Linked DNA regions of Homo sapiens: region 2 is linked to region 1. A link is a loop called in an ENCODE intact Hi-C map of the cell type or tissue named here. Cell type or tissue: heart right ventricle. All regions are shown on one strand.

The links. Peaks named below come from ENCODE experiments on the same cell type or tissue, not always from the same donor. Only the 100,000 strongest peaks of a DNase experiment are listed, where the experiment ranks them.
Region 2: it touches region 1 in a loop (2.4-fold over the local background); 2 of 110 quality-filtered maps call a loop at or near these places.

Annotation. Positions count from the first base shown.
Region 1 is chr21:17,920,756-17,928,755 of GRCh38, forward strand. It overlaps a transcript of CHODL not described here. Among named protein-coding and RNA genes, the nearest start is that of LINC03147, 39 kb to the left of the region's middle. In heart right ventricle, CTCF peaks have their summits at 4,455 (motif pointing left), 4,655 and 5,330 (motif pointing right); a DNase peak (open chromatin) is centred at 4,426.
Region 2 is chr21:18,036,343-18,044,342 of GRCh38, forward strand. It overlaps a transcript of CHODL not described here. Among named protein-coding and RNA genes, the nearest start is that of LINC03147, 150 kb to the left of the region's middle. In heart right ventricle, a CTCF peak has its summit at 4,853 (motif pointing right); no DNase peak of the experiment used is centred here.

The DNA of each region.
Region 1 (8,000 bases):
AAATACATCTGACTGTATACTGCTAGTGAGGTAGTCAGAGGCCCCACTGAAGACAAAGATAAGGATCTGAAGAACTGACAGCTTGAGAATAAGTTTTCATATTGTTCCAAGGACAATAAAAAGATGGATTTAATACAGGGAAGTTATATGATCACTTGCCTATTTTAGAAAGTTTTGCTGCCACTGTTCATGTCTTGCCTGTTCTTCTACAAGGTACATTTCCAAGCTCCCTTGCAGTTAGGGGCCATATACCTAACTTTTGGCCAAGGGTTTGTATTAGTCTGGACTCACAAGAGAAACAGGACCAATAGGATGGATGGATAGATAGATAGACAGAAACAGATTTATTATAAGAAATTGTTTCCTGTGATTATAGAGGCTGGGAAGTCCAAAATCTGCAGTGTGAACTGGCAGGCAGAGGCTCAGGAGAGTCTATGATGCCAATGAAATGTGAAGGTAGTTTGCTGAAGAATTCCCTCTTGCTTGAGGAGGCTGGTCTTTTTGTTCTATTCAGGCCTTCAACTGATCGGATGAGCCTCATCTATATTATGGAGGGCAATCTTCTTTATGCAAAGTTCACTGTTTTAAATGTTAATGCCATTCAGAAACATCATCTAAGTTAACACATAAAATTAACCACCAAGGGTGTGTTGGGCAGAAGTGATGTGTGCCCCTTATAGGCAGGGGGTCTAACCCTCTTGTGTACAATCTTCCATGCTTTCTTCCTTTGCTACTTGGCAGGTGAGAGGTACAGTATCTAGAATAGGATGTAAACTCTAGGGGGATGAAGGAGCCACTAGGAAGAAGGAAGCAAGTCCTTAAAAGATTAGGTGGAATAGACATTTATCCACCTTTGTCTCTCATTGAATTGAGACGTGTGAGAAATAGGCAGATGTTGTGTTAAGCTTTGGGACTTAGGGGTTGTTTATTACAGCAGTTAGTATATCCTGACTGATGAATCATTCTGGCAGCAGGGAGGGCAATGTGTTGACACAGGTTAAGGCTACAGTCAGGAAGGCCAGCTAGGAATTTTTGGTACAAGTCCAGGCAAGAGATAATGCTGAGCTGGACTAGGTTGATGCAGCATGTGGACAGCAGATGTTTAAATTAATCATACTGTGAGTAGTAATAAGCATTTAGTGCTTTACCAAATTATCTCAGTGAACACTCCAAATTTCTATTTTTTCCAAGAAAAAGAATAAATTGACAGATTGTCCAGATTTATTCCACAATAAAGGAAAGTTATGAAATATGATGCTATTTCTGGTTTCTTATTTACAGTTAAGTTCATGTTCAACTTAACCAAAAGAATCTTAGGGAAAGTTGAAGTGATAATGCTTAATTAGGAGGTACATGGCAGTACAGTTAGAGTGAAGAAAAGAAGAAGTGAGACAGAGAAGTCTAAGAAGCAAATTCAAGGTGATATACCAAGTGGGCCACTGCTTATGGCTCTAAAAAAAAAAAAACACTGTACCTCAGAACAACCCAACAGATGGAAAATTGTGGGGGAAATTTATCTGTGAGCTCACTCATGTCTCCTGTCTCCTGTTGGCTAAAGGTCATTCCAGAGAAAATTTACAACATTGTTCCACTGCTTTAGAGGTGGAGCGAGGCCCAGAGATTCTGGATGTCTGGACAGCCTAGTATGACTTGCTGTGGCTGCAATTACTACAGAGAAAGCAGCCAATGGCCCACAAAATAGATGAGGCTGAAGAATCAGAGGAGACACTCAAGATGGGTTGATAAATCTGGTTTGGAACTCATCAGTGGTAGCTCTGATAAGGTTGTTAGCACACTTATCTATGAAGTACTTTAATTAAATAAAGGGTTATTTAATTGCCCATGTAGTGTGATAGTATTACTGCTATTTATGTGGAAATTAAACACAATAACAACAGCAATGTTTTACATTAGATTTCAGGAATGTGGGGTGACATTCCTTATGAGGTCTTAGCTTTAAGTTTATTCTTTTACTGAATGCACTGAGATGTAGCTCCTAAAGGTTGCGAACTCTGAATATCTGAGACAGGTCTCAGTTAATTTAGAGAGTTTATTTTGCCAAGTTTGAGGACATGCAGCCGTGACAGCCTCAGGAGTCCTGAAGACACGTGCCCAAGGTGGTCAGAGCACAGCTTGCTTTTATTCATTTTAGGGAGACGGGAGACATCAGTCAACATATGAAAGATGAACATTGGTTCCTTCTGGAAAAGTGGGACAATTGGAAGCAAAGGTGGGACAACTTCAAGCAGGGAGGGGACTTCCAGCTCATAGGTAGATAAGAAACAAATGGTTACATTCTTTTGAGTTTCTGATTAGCCCCTCCAAAGAAGGCAATGAGATATGCATTTATCTCAGTGAGCAGGGGTGGGGGTTGGCTTTGAATAGAATGGGAGGCAGGTTTGCCCTAAGTAGTCCCAGCTTGACTTTTCCCTTTAGCTTAGTGATTTGGGGGCCTCAAGATTTATTTTCCTTTCACAAGCTTTTCCATTATTTACAGCAGACTTTGTCTTTTTCTGCCTCTTTTTTTTTTTCCTGCCAAAGTCTGCATTATCACCATAAATGCTGACAACTGCCCTATGAGGTAGGTGTAAGCATGGGCTCAATTTTACAGATTTGTAAAATAAATTAAAAAAAGTAAAAAGATGTTAACAACTTTCCCACAAGATCTCAGAGGACATTTTATATAACATTTTCCCTAATTCTTCAGTTTTTTTTTTTTTTTTTGAGACGAAGTCTCGCATTGTTGCCCAGGCTGGAGTGTGGGGTCACAATCTCGGCTCACTGCAACCTCCGCCTCCTGGGTTCAAGCAATTCTCCTGCCTCAGCCTCTGGAGTAGCTGGGACTACAGGTGCCCGCCACTATGTCCAGCTAATTTTTTGTATTTTTAGTAGAGACGGGGTTTCACCATGTTGGTCAGGCTGGTCTCAAACTCCTGACCTCGTGATTCGCCCACCTCAGCCTCCCAAAGTACTGGGATTACAGGCCTGAGCCACTGTGCCTGGCCAGTTCTTCAGTTTTATACAAGTCCCAAAGGCCAGGAACAAAATACTTGTTCTTAAGTAGCCCTATAATTTAGAAAAGGTGCCAAACTACTCATGTGGAACTAGAAAGATGGCAACACAAAGATAGCTTTAAACAATCACTTACTTGAGTTTTGAAACAGGTTGAAGTCAAAGAAGCTGAGAGTCAGGAATTCTTTGGAGAGTGTTGTTGACATGCTGTTCTTCCCCTCTCCCTTTCTTTGGAAGAGAAGGATGTTGAGGAACGTGAGGGTCTCTTGGAGTTTGAGGGATAGAGTGTCTGATATTTGGCTCATGCCTGAGGAAGCTAAAGGTGAGAGGCTGTGGCTGGAGGTGCCTCTGCCCGGTAGCACCATACAAAGTGCTAAACAGGGAGCAAAGGCATGTACACAAGGGGGAGAATAAAAGTAGCATTTCCTGTGAAAGCTGTGTGAATGCAGAAAAGAGAGCTGGTCAGCATCCTCCGCTGGAGTATAGCTGATGGTGAAGGGACTTGAGGAGAGAAATGGGCAGCCAGAAGCCCAAGGGCCAGCAGGAGGGAGCAGTAAGTAGCCTGTGGGAGGAGAGGCAGTTGGTGCACTCTAGTGCAAAGGTGTCCGAGGGCTGTCTCCAAAAACCCTTTATTGGAGAATCAGCCTTGGAGACCGGAGAGAAATGATGTGAGATCACAACTGTGTCACCATGGAGCAGCTGTGCACTTTCCTGCCAACTCCTCTTCCCTGGGCCTGACCTAGCAGGAGAGGAGGTGAACAAGGAAGAGAAAGGAAGCCAGCTTCATCCTATTTGCCCATTGCAGGCTTCCAAGTCTGAAGCTGGGAGAGAAGAGAAGTTTTAACTTGAAATGAGATTGTCATTATACAATTAGTCGGGACTGTTCTGACCTGGACTTTTTATTATCTGAAATCTCTAGACTGAAGGACTTTTTAGCTGAACATAACATAAAAATCAATAATACATGCTTGATATTGCATTCAGGGTAGAAATTAATAAGTCTACAGAAATAAGTTTTTCTTTTTTGTACATTGTCATCATATCCACCTTGTAAAACCAAATAGGTGCACTGCTAATCATTCTGTTATATTACCACAGAGCTTGTCCTTATCTGGCTCTGTTAAAAAAATGCTACATAAGAAGACAAAGACACCAATCAATGATCACTCATTAAGCCTGTGGTCTGAATTAGTTAATACAGTTGGGAATCAGGATTAAGACATTCTAAAGGCAAATATTATAAAAAGAATAGTCTGGAACATAAGTCACTGGAAGTTTAGGTTAAAGAGTGCATTAGTGAGCAATCTGGGCAGCCAAGCTCAAGGGAGGGGGCACTAGTGGCCGTGTGGGGTGGAAGAAAGGAAAGGACACACCCCTGAGGAGAATCCAATCTGCGTATGAGCAGCCTCTGTAAATTCCACCTGATGCGACCTCTAGTGGTCACTCTAGTACCATGCTACAGTGTGCATATCCAAAATTGTGACCAGTCCATAACATGAAAGTTGACTCTCAGTTTTCACAGGTTTAAAATTTTAGAACTGTGCAGGCAGAGAGCTCTTAATACATATTAATGGTTTGATTGCTCAGGTGGAGAATGGGTGAAGATGTATGCACCTGGGCCAGTTTCCTGATAGCTGACTTTCATGCTGAGTGTAAATTTGGCCACACATTTGAAGTGTCAGAGGGCAAATAGGAAAGAATTAAATAACTCATTGATTTCTCAACTGACCTTTGGCATTATTCATAAAGAGTACATAGAAGGCTTTGAATAAATGCTTGTTGAATAAATAAACAAGGAGCTACTCCTTATGGAGTTTGCTTTTTCATTGTCATGAATTGGGAGATTTAAATTATAGGAACTTAGTATGTTAACATCCACAAATTTTAAATTCGCCTGCGAGTAAAAGGATAAATTTATTTATAATAGATTTGGATGATTCCTATTTTTGTTATTTTATTCATTACATTTTATACAGGCAATCCAGGACTATAAGTGAGCCACACACTTTCTGAGTTCCTTTGAGTAAATGACTATTCCATGTTGGTTGTCCAGAAAGGTCAAATAGTGGACCCAATATCTTTTATTGGTTATTTTCAAAGTTTAGTAATGTAGTGATTATAAGTTTCTTTGAGATGTTTATTCTTTTTCTTTGTTTACTCATGAGGATATAATTTGAGATGTTTAATAGACAATTAGTATTTCAAAACTTATTTTAATTTGTGGTTTAATTAATAGTAATTTAATTAGTTCCAATAAGCATAATGAGAACATAAAAACTCTAAATTAGTAGGTGTAATGATTCTTGTCTTTCCTCAAGAGGGCAGCAAAACCGCACTGCTCAGTTCTCAAAGATCAGGATGAAAATCTTAAAAAGCTGATACACAGACAGCTTTCATATTAGTCCAACTAATTAAACATAACATGTGTTGATATTTGTATTGCCATTTTACAAAAGTTTAGCTTTTCCTTTATGAAATGAAAAAAAAATTTAATTCTTTGTTTTAGGTTAGACAACAGAATTATACTTGCCTAGGGTCTCAACACACATTGTTTACACAAGGACAAATGATTAAGTAAGCTACTGAGGGTAACAAATAAATAAGGTGGGTTTTTTTTTTTTTTTTCCTGAAGTGTATTAGTCCATTCTCATACTTCTATGAAGAAATACCTGAGATTGGATAGTTTATAAAGGAAAGAAGTTTAATTAACTCACAGTTCCTCATTGCTGGGGAGGCCTCAGGAAACTTATAATCATGGCAGAAGGCAAAGGAGAAGCAAACACCTTCTTCACAGGGCCTCAGCATGGAGAGATGCAAGCAGGGGAAATGCCAGATGGTGATAAAACTATCAGATCTTGTGATACTCACTCACTGTCACGAGAACAACATGACAGAAACCGCCCCCACGATTCATTTACCTCCACCTGGTCCCGCCCTTGACACGTGGATTATAGGGATTACAATTCAAGATGAGATTTTGGGTGGGGACACAGCCAAACCATATCACCAAGTTACTAAAGTGATCGTACTTGAATACAGTTGGGAATCAGGATTAAGACTTTCTAAAGGCAAATATTATAAAAAGAATACTCTGGAACATAAGTCACTGGGAAGTTTAGGATAAAGAGTGCATTAGTGGGCAATCTGGGCCATTTTGGAAATTGCCTTTCTATAATCTATCCTAGGTAGAAAGACCTTTTAAATACACAGACACACACACACACACGCACACACACACAGACATACACACATATGTGTATGCATATATGTATATGTATGCATATATGTGTATATGTATGTATATGTATATCTGTGTGTATGTATGTATATCTGTGTGTATGTATATATGTATATATGTATATATATGTATATATGTATATATGTATATATATGTATATATGTATATATGTATATATATGTATATGTATGTATGTGTGTGTGTATATATATATATCCCAGAGTTGAAGAAAACTTGAATATTGGCTCCAGAAAAATAGGGAAATGAGAGGGAGTTGAATATACCCCTGCCCACACGTATAGAATGGAATTTGGGCATTTCCTAGGCAGATTATAGATGAGGTTTGTCTTTAGCGCTTATAACATTGTCTTTGATATCCTCTCTGTTCCTGGCTTGCTACGTGCTGTTCTTATATTTAGAAGGTGGTCATATGGTCCTGACAGTTGTTGCCTAATAGTGGTTCAAAACATTTCTTTTCTGTGGTATATTTGCATTTAATAGAGGACAGGAGAAGGCTGGAAGATTTTCAAGGCATAAAGGAATGGACTATAATGGATCCTCAGAGGCCTGCATCCTGCCCTGGGGCTCCTGCTTTCATTTTAATAGCAGCAGCTGTAGGGTGGGAACAGGGAGACCAGCACCTACATGTGCCACAATGACCAAATCCACCACTGTTTCTGCCAGAGGGAGGTACGAGTGGGCCATTCACCTTATAGCTGCCTGCCTCCACTGCTCATGCTGATAGAATATTCTGATGGACCATAGAGTTGGAGCATTTGGTCCATAGTAGGTTTATCTTTTATATATAGTAGGCTTCCAATAAATAGTTGTTAAATGAATAAAGACCTCAAATGATAAATGAAAGATGTAGCTGCTCTTCCACCTACGCAACACACAGAATAAAAATCCTCTTCCTTTTTGTGAGGTTAACTAACTTTGATGGAGAAAAATTTATATTGTTACTGGAAAGGGTACAGGTATATTCAGCTGGAAGCATTTGATGATTCTTTGTTCCATTATATTGAATAGGTTCACTAGGGTTCAAAACAGGTTCAATGGCATGGTGGCCATCATAAACAAATTTAAAGTTCGAATTTAAGGGTTGTTCTCATCTTTCAAATATTTAAAGATCTTGTAAGAATTAATATTTATCAAGCACTTATTCTTTGCAAATCCCTATGCTAGTTTTGTTTTGACATTTACTGCACAGTATAAAAAGAATAAACTATACTCTTGTCTTCAATGAATTTATAGTCTCCCTGGAGTTCCAAGACTAGCACACATGAAAACATCACTAAAGAAGGTACAGTATAGATCATTAATGCAAATGAGTAAGTGCCATGTCCCGGGATTAAAAGGGTTCTGAAAAGGGAAAGTCAATAAGAGGTAGAGATGCTGGGGGAAGGCTACCCAAAGAAAAAGGACCTTGAGGTGACTCCTAAAGTACAGGTAGAGTTTGGATACAGAGACAAAGCGGGGTGTCCTAGGAATAACAGCTGTATAAAGATGTAAGAAGTGCTGAGCATGGTACGTTTTAGAAAACAGATTAGAAAATAACTGCAAATTGGGTAACAGTGGGGGCCAAAGTTGGAAAAGTGATTAGGTTTTTAGAATTGAATCTAAAAAAAAAGATGAATTCTATAACATTATTGAGTAGGAGAACAATGAAAGGATAGCCATGTTTCCAGATAATTAACCTCCTTACTTCCCCTGCTGTGGAAACCAAGTCTGTAGAATAATTGGAAGGGGA
Region 2 (8,000 bases), 120 kb after region 1:
ATGCAAAGATTAACACTCTGCTGAAGGCTCAAGAGGTATCCTCTGCATATTTCAGGGGCTTGCTTTGTGTATAGGACTGTACGCTCTGGCACTCTGCCCTGTGAACTCTAGCTACCTTGGCCTCCTTGGAATCCTAACTCAGTTCAACTCAGGAAGACCACTGGGTTCTGCCTGAGCTTCCTTTCCCTGCACTGTGGCCTGGAAACTCTGCCTAGGCACTAGAGTGGGACAGCGATAGGTCTTCTTTTGTTTATTTTCTCTTTATCAGAAATCAGTCTTCTTTCCATCTTGATTGAAAACAGTTCTATTATATATATTATCATGAAGAAAAATTTAAGGCAGTATTGGAAAGCTTTTCTAATTTTTTTCTGTTACTTGATGTTATAATTGTTTCTTTTCCTTGTAAAATTAAACTTTTTTTTGATTTGGGCAGATATGAGTGACTTCAGTAAAATTCCCATAAAATAATTAGAACTCTAATATTAGCCAGGAAACTGGGTGGAGTTCTTTCTATTGTAAAGATTTTACTATTTATGGCAGCTTGAATAGCATTGCCCTGCCATATTCAATCATTAACCAATAATATTTTATCCATGCAGATTTTGTACCTATTTTAATATCTAAAACCACACCTGAAAACCAAAACAATTTTGAGGAGACTGATATCTAGAAGGTTAGTATGCCCAATAAAGGTATGAAGAATTCTGGTAGCATTACCTTCTGGAGATTTTAGATTTCCATATATAACATATTTTCACAATATCAGACAATGGGGATGAGTAAGAATTATATTTTAACTCCAACAGACCTACATTGAATTAAATCCTGCTAGTTCTGATACTAATAATTAGAAAACTTATACAGCAAGCGATCCTATGTCTTGGAAGGAGATTTAATTGGCATCCAAGTAAACAGAAAGTTGGGCTAAGTGAAATGTATATATTCTGACTTTTAAAAAATTTTAGGTGTGGAAAATTCTTATTTTGTTAGTAGGAGTAGACAATGTAAATGGAGGAACTCTCAAAAGTCTTCTAAAATGAAGATGGGATAGATCCTAAAATGGTAGAGTAAGAACAATCTTTTAAAATTATCCATAGCAGGAAACAGGAAAAATTATTAGACTCCTACCATCTTTTATAGCACTATGAAGTTCTGGCCTCTATGAAATAGAAGCAGAAAGTCATTAGGAAGACAGAGGTTGAGATGGAAAGGTAACATAATGATAGAAGTAGTAATGAGAAGTGTTAAGTGTGTAGTGAAGGGTAGAGCTGATACCATCAAAGAATTAAATCAGTGATGGAGGATCACTTGCAGAAGCTCTCCAAGATCAGAGAGAATAAAGAGAGACCAATAAAAAGAATAAGTGGGTAAATAATACATATAGAGGAAAAGAACTTGTAGAATGTTTGATGGTTTTAGGGTATCTGACATAAACATTAGAACACTTAGCAGCAATAACCAGTGTTAAGAGAGGGGAATATACAAACTTTAAAAAAAATCAGCATACAGATTTAACATTTTCCTCTCATTTATGCAGAATCAATTCTACAAGTCTTGCATTGTTTTTGATAAGAAAACTGTTTGCATTCTTACCTTTGTTTCCCTGCACATAATGTTTTTTTCCGTGCTTTTAAGACTTCCTCTTTATAACTGGTTTTAAGCAATTTGATTATCATCTGCCTTACAAATACAGCTTTACAATTTTTTTTAATCAGAAAAACATCTGGTACTTTCTCTTTTGGTGAAAAGTTTACTAAGTTGCTTCCAAAAGAATGATTTTTTTAGAAAAGACTAGCCTCAGACTTCTCTTTAGTACTAAATGTCATAATGAAATGACATTAAAATGGAGAATTTTGAGGGAAGAAATTTGAAATGCTAAATTGTGCATTTCCCCAAGGTGTCTTTTACGTTTCTGAGCAATAGAAAGACATTCCCAATGTATAAGGGCTCAGAAGATATATTCCACATGTAAATCAAACAAAAGTAGACAATAAATTAACCTCAGGCATTTGAATGATCATCAAAAATTATAAATTCAAGAGAAGTGGTAATTATGAAAGACATTGATTATGAATGATTTTTTACACAATTTGACACGAATTCAGGAATCCAGTTAAATATAGTTTTAGCTGGACTCTATGTCATGATAGTTAAAGTCGTTTCTGAGATAGTTTGCTGAATTTTTATTTTTTTGCTTTCACTGTATTTCCATTGACAGTGACAAGTGTTTCTTATGCTTTATTATTGAAACTAAGTTTAGATAGAAGCTCTTCCCATATTTGATGACCACTTAAAGTAAGTGGGAAAAATACTTGCCAACAATCACTAAATTACTTGCACTTGGAAAATTACTAAACACATACTTCAGAGTAGAGGTGCATAGAAAACTTAATGACCATGAGATATGAGTGGATAGTTTCTGTATCATTAAAAATCAAGTAAAATGACTTGATGTAAGATTTGGGGTATTTTAGATATTGGGAATGCCTGACAAATAATCTAGTGGCAAACATTAATTGTAAGTCCCTTTTCAATGTCATCTTACATGTAGAATTTTTGAATATTTCATCCATGGTACTTAAAAATAAGAATCTAAAATATGATCCCAGATATGTAAACAAAATATGCTTGGATAAAAAGAAGATAAAGACTTACCTAGATAAGTCCATGGGGATCGCAAGATGTCTTTCTTCTTATGAATTGATGGTCCAAACTGAAATTTTCATTCCATCCCATTTTGGGATGGAAGCTATTTAGTTTAGTGATAATTCTGAATCGAGGGATTCTTAATGGTCAGGATTTATGCTGCCTCAATGTCAAGTCTGTACTAACTCCTCTGTGTTAACACATTACAAATAAATCTGAGAGATATATATCTGTTATTTATCAACTCTTAGATATTCATTAAGTTTGCTATTCTAATATTTTAAGAAGAAATCTATTTTGATTGTTCATGATAATGTAATAGAAAGTGTTAAGTTTGTAGCTTTAGTAGTTAGGGGTAGGGATTGTGGTAGGGAGTAAAGGCCTTAAGGTCAAAGAGTCATATCCCATGCTGTTCTCTAAATCTTGTATGAAATCTTGGACATCATGGATAAAAACCTTAGACATCATGTGTGAAATGTGTTCCTTGCCTATTCCTACCTCTCTTCAATGGATCTTAGAATATTTGACCTGAATTTCTTATTTGGGAACACTTTTATATTGTTTTCTATATTCTAAATCTAGAAATATTGGCCAACTTTTCATTCGACATCTAAGGAACTCTAGAGCCTTGAACTTGCTTTGACAATATGGCTTCTGGTTCTAATTTGGGGCTCCTTAGAGATCCTGAATATAAATTACTCCCTATCCTCTATTACTTATTGGAAAAACCTAACCCCTAATCCTTATGTAACTCATCTTGATGCTACCAAAACCTCAACTCTGGCACCATGCCTTTTTTAAAAAAATTAAATAAAAGTTAAAATAACAATTAAAGCCTTTGCAAATTACCCTTTAAGAGATTTATGGATTGCTATTTTTTCTGCTTAACTCCAGTAAAAGGAATTTGACATTTATATAGATATTAGTTTTCATTTAACACATGTTGAGACTTTAATCCTTATTGGGTCTTGCTGAGCCTCCAAACATGGACTAAGTTCACAGGATAGTTTTTCACAGATGGATCACATCACATAAATAAGAATGTAACTTCACTCAGAACATTCTTTCAAAAGAAATATGTTATTTAACTATTCAAACCTCTTATCATAATTGAGTCTTATAATTTATTTGTTAAAGGCCCTATTTATCTTTGCTCATGAAATAAAATATTCAAAAACAGATTACAAAGTAGCATGGTCATGCAAACTTTGGTAAAAGACTCAGAACACTTTATGTCCACTACATGTGGACAATTCTTTCTGCATATGAACTGCCCTTTCCTGCATCCACAGCTCTTATCCCTTCACTCTGTATTATCTTTACAAAAGAGAAGGAGACGACATACAAAATTAATTTAAGTAAAGGTCTGCATTACAACTGAAAGCCATTAACTGGCAGTGGCTCACCAAAGTACAGGCAAAAATCAATTTTAATTAGTATTTTTGGCTTTAATGAAAAGTGATTACAAAATTGGCATTTTAGCTAATACTGTTGAGATTTATGGTGAGCTGATGCTAATTAATTTTCTGTTGAATTGCTGTAGGCCTTAGTGTCTTCAATAAAATGGTATATTTGCTGATACTAGGGCTGCATCAGCAGTTCAGTTTTGTAACAAAAAGCTTCTTAATGGTTTACAGGTGTATTTTACACTATTGCTCTAAGCTACAGTGCATTATTATTTTTTCCATAAAAAGACTGTTATAGGTAATCAAATTTCATACCATTTTATTAATTGGGACCATTTTATTTTAGTGTATCTTGAGTGTTATCCACAGAACTCTTTACTTCAAATATAGCTTTCTTTTGTCTACTCGCAGGTGGTAAAAAAATCAGATGATATACTTTAATTAGAGAACATTTCATGACTGATTTCTCTTTATTTCTTCATTTTTCCTCTTCCCTTGATTGTATTGGTAATAAATTGGCTTCTGAACCTAGTTACATGCTTTAGATCCATTTTAAGTCAGGAAATAAAAAAAGAATTAAGCTTTACAATTTACTCTTGTCATATGATTTGAGTTTTAAATGCTCTTTAGCTTGCTTTTATTGTGATTATTTCCTCCCTTTTTTAGAAAAGTGAAACAGTCCTTACTGAAGACTAAAAATTATATGATGATTTCTGTAAGCTGAAAATTTGTATCCTGGCATTGATTTGGTTGGACCTATGAAAGTCATTTTGTTCATTTGTTATCGGTGTTATTGGCCTGTCATAGACAGACACAAGGTGGCGTTATCCACACTCAAAAGGATGGCCTATGGAGAAAGAGAGATAGTGTTGGAGTCTTAACTGACCGTGATTGGCTTTGGGGACTTGGGTAAGTTACTTAACCTCTCTAAGCTTCTGTTTACTCAACTGTGTGATGAAAATAACTATGCCCATGTCAAAATATATTTTGAGCATTAAAATTAAAAATGACTTAAAGCAAAACATTCAACAAACAATAGCTATTTTTTTTTAAATGAAAGCCATTTTATTTTGAAACAATGTTTTGTTAAACATCATTTTATTACCTACTGAAATATATATAAAATTGGGTTACAGATTTTTATAATATTTAGGATTCACGTCATGCAGATGCATTTTGTGATCGAAAAAGTCTAAGCACAATATATGATTAAATCATTAATTAGTAAAACCAAAATGATAGAAAATTTAACTGAGAACTATAAGTCTTAGAATTTTGTAGTAGACTGAATGGAATAGGCTCAATTTAAAATAACTGAGATGTCTAGTTCAGTTCTTTTTCTTTTAAAATGAGTACATAGAGGCTCATATTACAAGTTAAATGACTTGATTAATAAATTACAGGTGAGTCTTAGGAAGGGCTTGATCAATTCTACTCTAGTGGCAAATTTTATGGCTTTTATATGTGCTAAAGGGAGCCAAATTCAAATTGATCCACTAGAGATTAGCAATAACTATATGAGAAAGCGTTTGTAGTCCAGATTTAGGATGATATGGGAAGCTGAATATATTTTTTTTAATTTTTAGGTAGAATTTGGAGAGGTGAAAAAATCTTGCTTCTTCTCATTGTTGCCTAAAACATTAAACAGCTTATCACATGAGCTGATGAACGGTGTCCTGTAGGCTTTTAGAAAGTATACTCTTCAATATCCCACTTAAAATTTGAAAAAAAATGTAAATGTTCCACTGAAAAGACTCTGGGAATATTTTCTGTTTAAAAATTTTTAATTTTAATATTTTAGAAGGGGAGACAATTTGTTTTCCAGGAGCACAGCACAGATTTAAATACACATTTGCTAGTCAGGTCTTGGATGAATGGACCCCCTTCTCCCCACCCCCTTCTGCAAACCTTCTTACAGCCTGATTGAGATGGCCCCATTTTGGGGCCCACAAATTGTATAAAATATATCCTCATACCTCAGAGCTATGGCAATAAGAGACATGCTTGGTTTTCATTTTCCAGGTACAATAGAATTATAGAATTATAAATCAGAAAGAAGCCTTAGGGAATATTTATTCTAAAATTCTCATTTTGTAGATAAGGAACTTAAAGCACAGAGGAGTTATAAAACTTGCTCTTGTCACCCAGCCAGTGTGAAGCAGATCTGGGAACTACAGTTCAGGTGCTCTAAACCATAGCTTAGTGACCTCTCCTTTATTCTATATATCCAGTGGTTTAGAAATAAGTTAACCATTTTGTTCAAAATGTGCTTCATTTTATGTTTCTCACATCACTTGATGTGCATAAACTTTCAGGTAAAATATTTTAAGAGAGAAATTCTCTTGCGCAGAAGGTGAAATAATAGAGATACATATCTGGGATAGTTGCTGGGACACGAATATGCAAAATTGTTGAATTTTCAATGTGTCAGCTTTGGTCATTACTTAGTCTTCACCTTTGTATGTCCAGAAAACTTGATTTTGGGGCTGTATTTAAGAATGGTCATGTTCTGGCCATTTTTTTTTTGTTAACTAATTCAAAATACCTTTATGCAAAATGACAATATTGAACTACAGTGAGAAATTTAACTTCTGAGTGAATGAATGAATTATTATTTGCTGTTCTGGAGAAAAGTCTACATTAGGAAGACAAATTATAACTGCAAGATTGCTAATGAATCATAGACACAGAGAAGGGAAATTGGTTGTATGCTCTTAATGATCCTGGTCAGCAAGATGATTGCTAAATGAGTCTATCTCTACTATAGGGGTGTATTGGCCTAGAATACCAGAAAACTCATTGCAGGGCTAGCCTCAAGGGTGTGCAACCTGTGCAGTCGCACTGGGCCAACACACAGAAGGAACCCACTCTTGGTTTAATGCTCTGCTGTTGTTGTCCTGATGTTTTTAATAACATTATCTTTGGACTTGTGGTTTGTAAGTGAAGTCTGTTGGGACAAAGGAGCATGCCTGTGAATGAATAGAGGATATATATGCAGTATGTGAATCTGTCATTTCTTGCTGCCTTATTTTCATTGAGCATCTCGAACACAATAAGATGTTCCATGAACACAGAATTCCAGTAGACCCAGGATGTGTGGGAGTTCAGAGAGACTCAAAGTGTGTTACTTGTACTAAGTAAGCACAGAGCTGACAGCCCAAGTGGCCATTCTTTCCATTCTCACTAGAACGTGCTTAGGTTCCAGAAGGATGACATGATGCTATGAGAAACACTTCTATTCTTTCATACTCATGCTACTTTCCTGTATTAGTTACCCACCTAGGCTGAAAATGATGACATGGGAGGAAAAAGAGAGCAACCTTGTATTAGTCCATTTTCACACTGCTGATAAAGGCATACCAGAGACTGTAATTTATAAAGAAAAAGAGGTTTAATGGACCCACAGTTCCACAGGGCTGGAGAGGCCTTACAATCTTGGCGGAAGGCGAAAGGCATGTCTTCCATGGATGGTGGCAGACAAGAGAACGAGGGCCAAGCAAAAGGGGAAACCCCTTATTAAACCATCAGATCTTGTGAGACTTATTCACTATCACAGAACAGTATGTGGAAACCATCTCCATGATTCAGTTATCTCCCCGCCACAACACATGGGGATTATGGGAGCTACAATTCAAGATGAGATTTGGGTAGGGACACAGCCAAACCATATCAGACCTATAGTTTCTTTTCCTTTCAGTCCTTTTGAATTCTTCAGTAAACTGAAGGTAGAAAGTATTGGTAAAATGTGCACGTAATCAAGAAGTGAAATAAAAACAGTTGATTTAGTTTTGTGCTGTGTTTCTCCTTTGCTGGTAAGAATGAAATATATATGCATGTATGAGCTACAAAATGTGAATTGTGTGATTTCAATAATTTCACATACAAATGCTCTTGTATTTACATTTAAAACTAACATTGAACAATATAAATAGTGAAGTTCATGCTAAT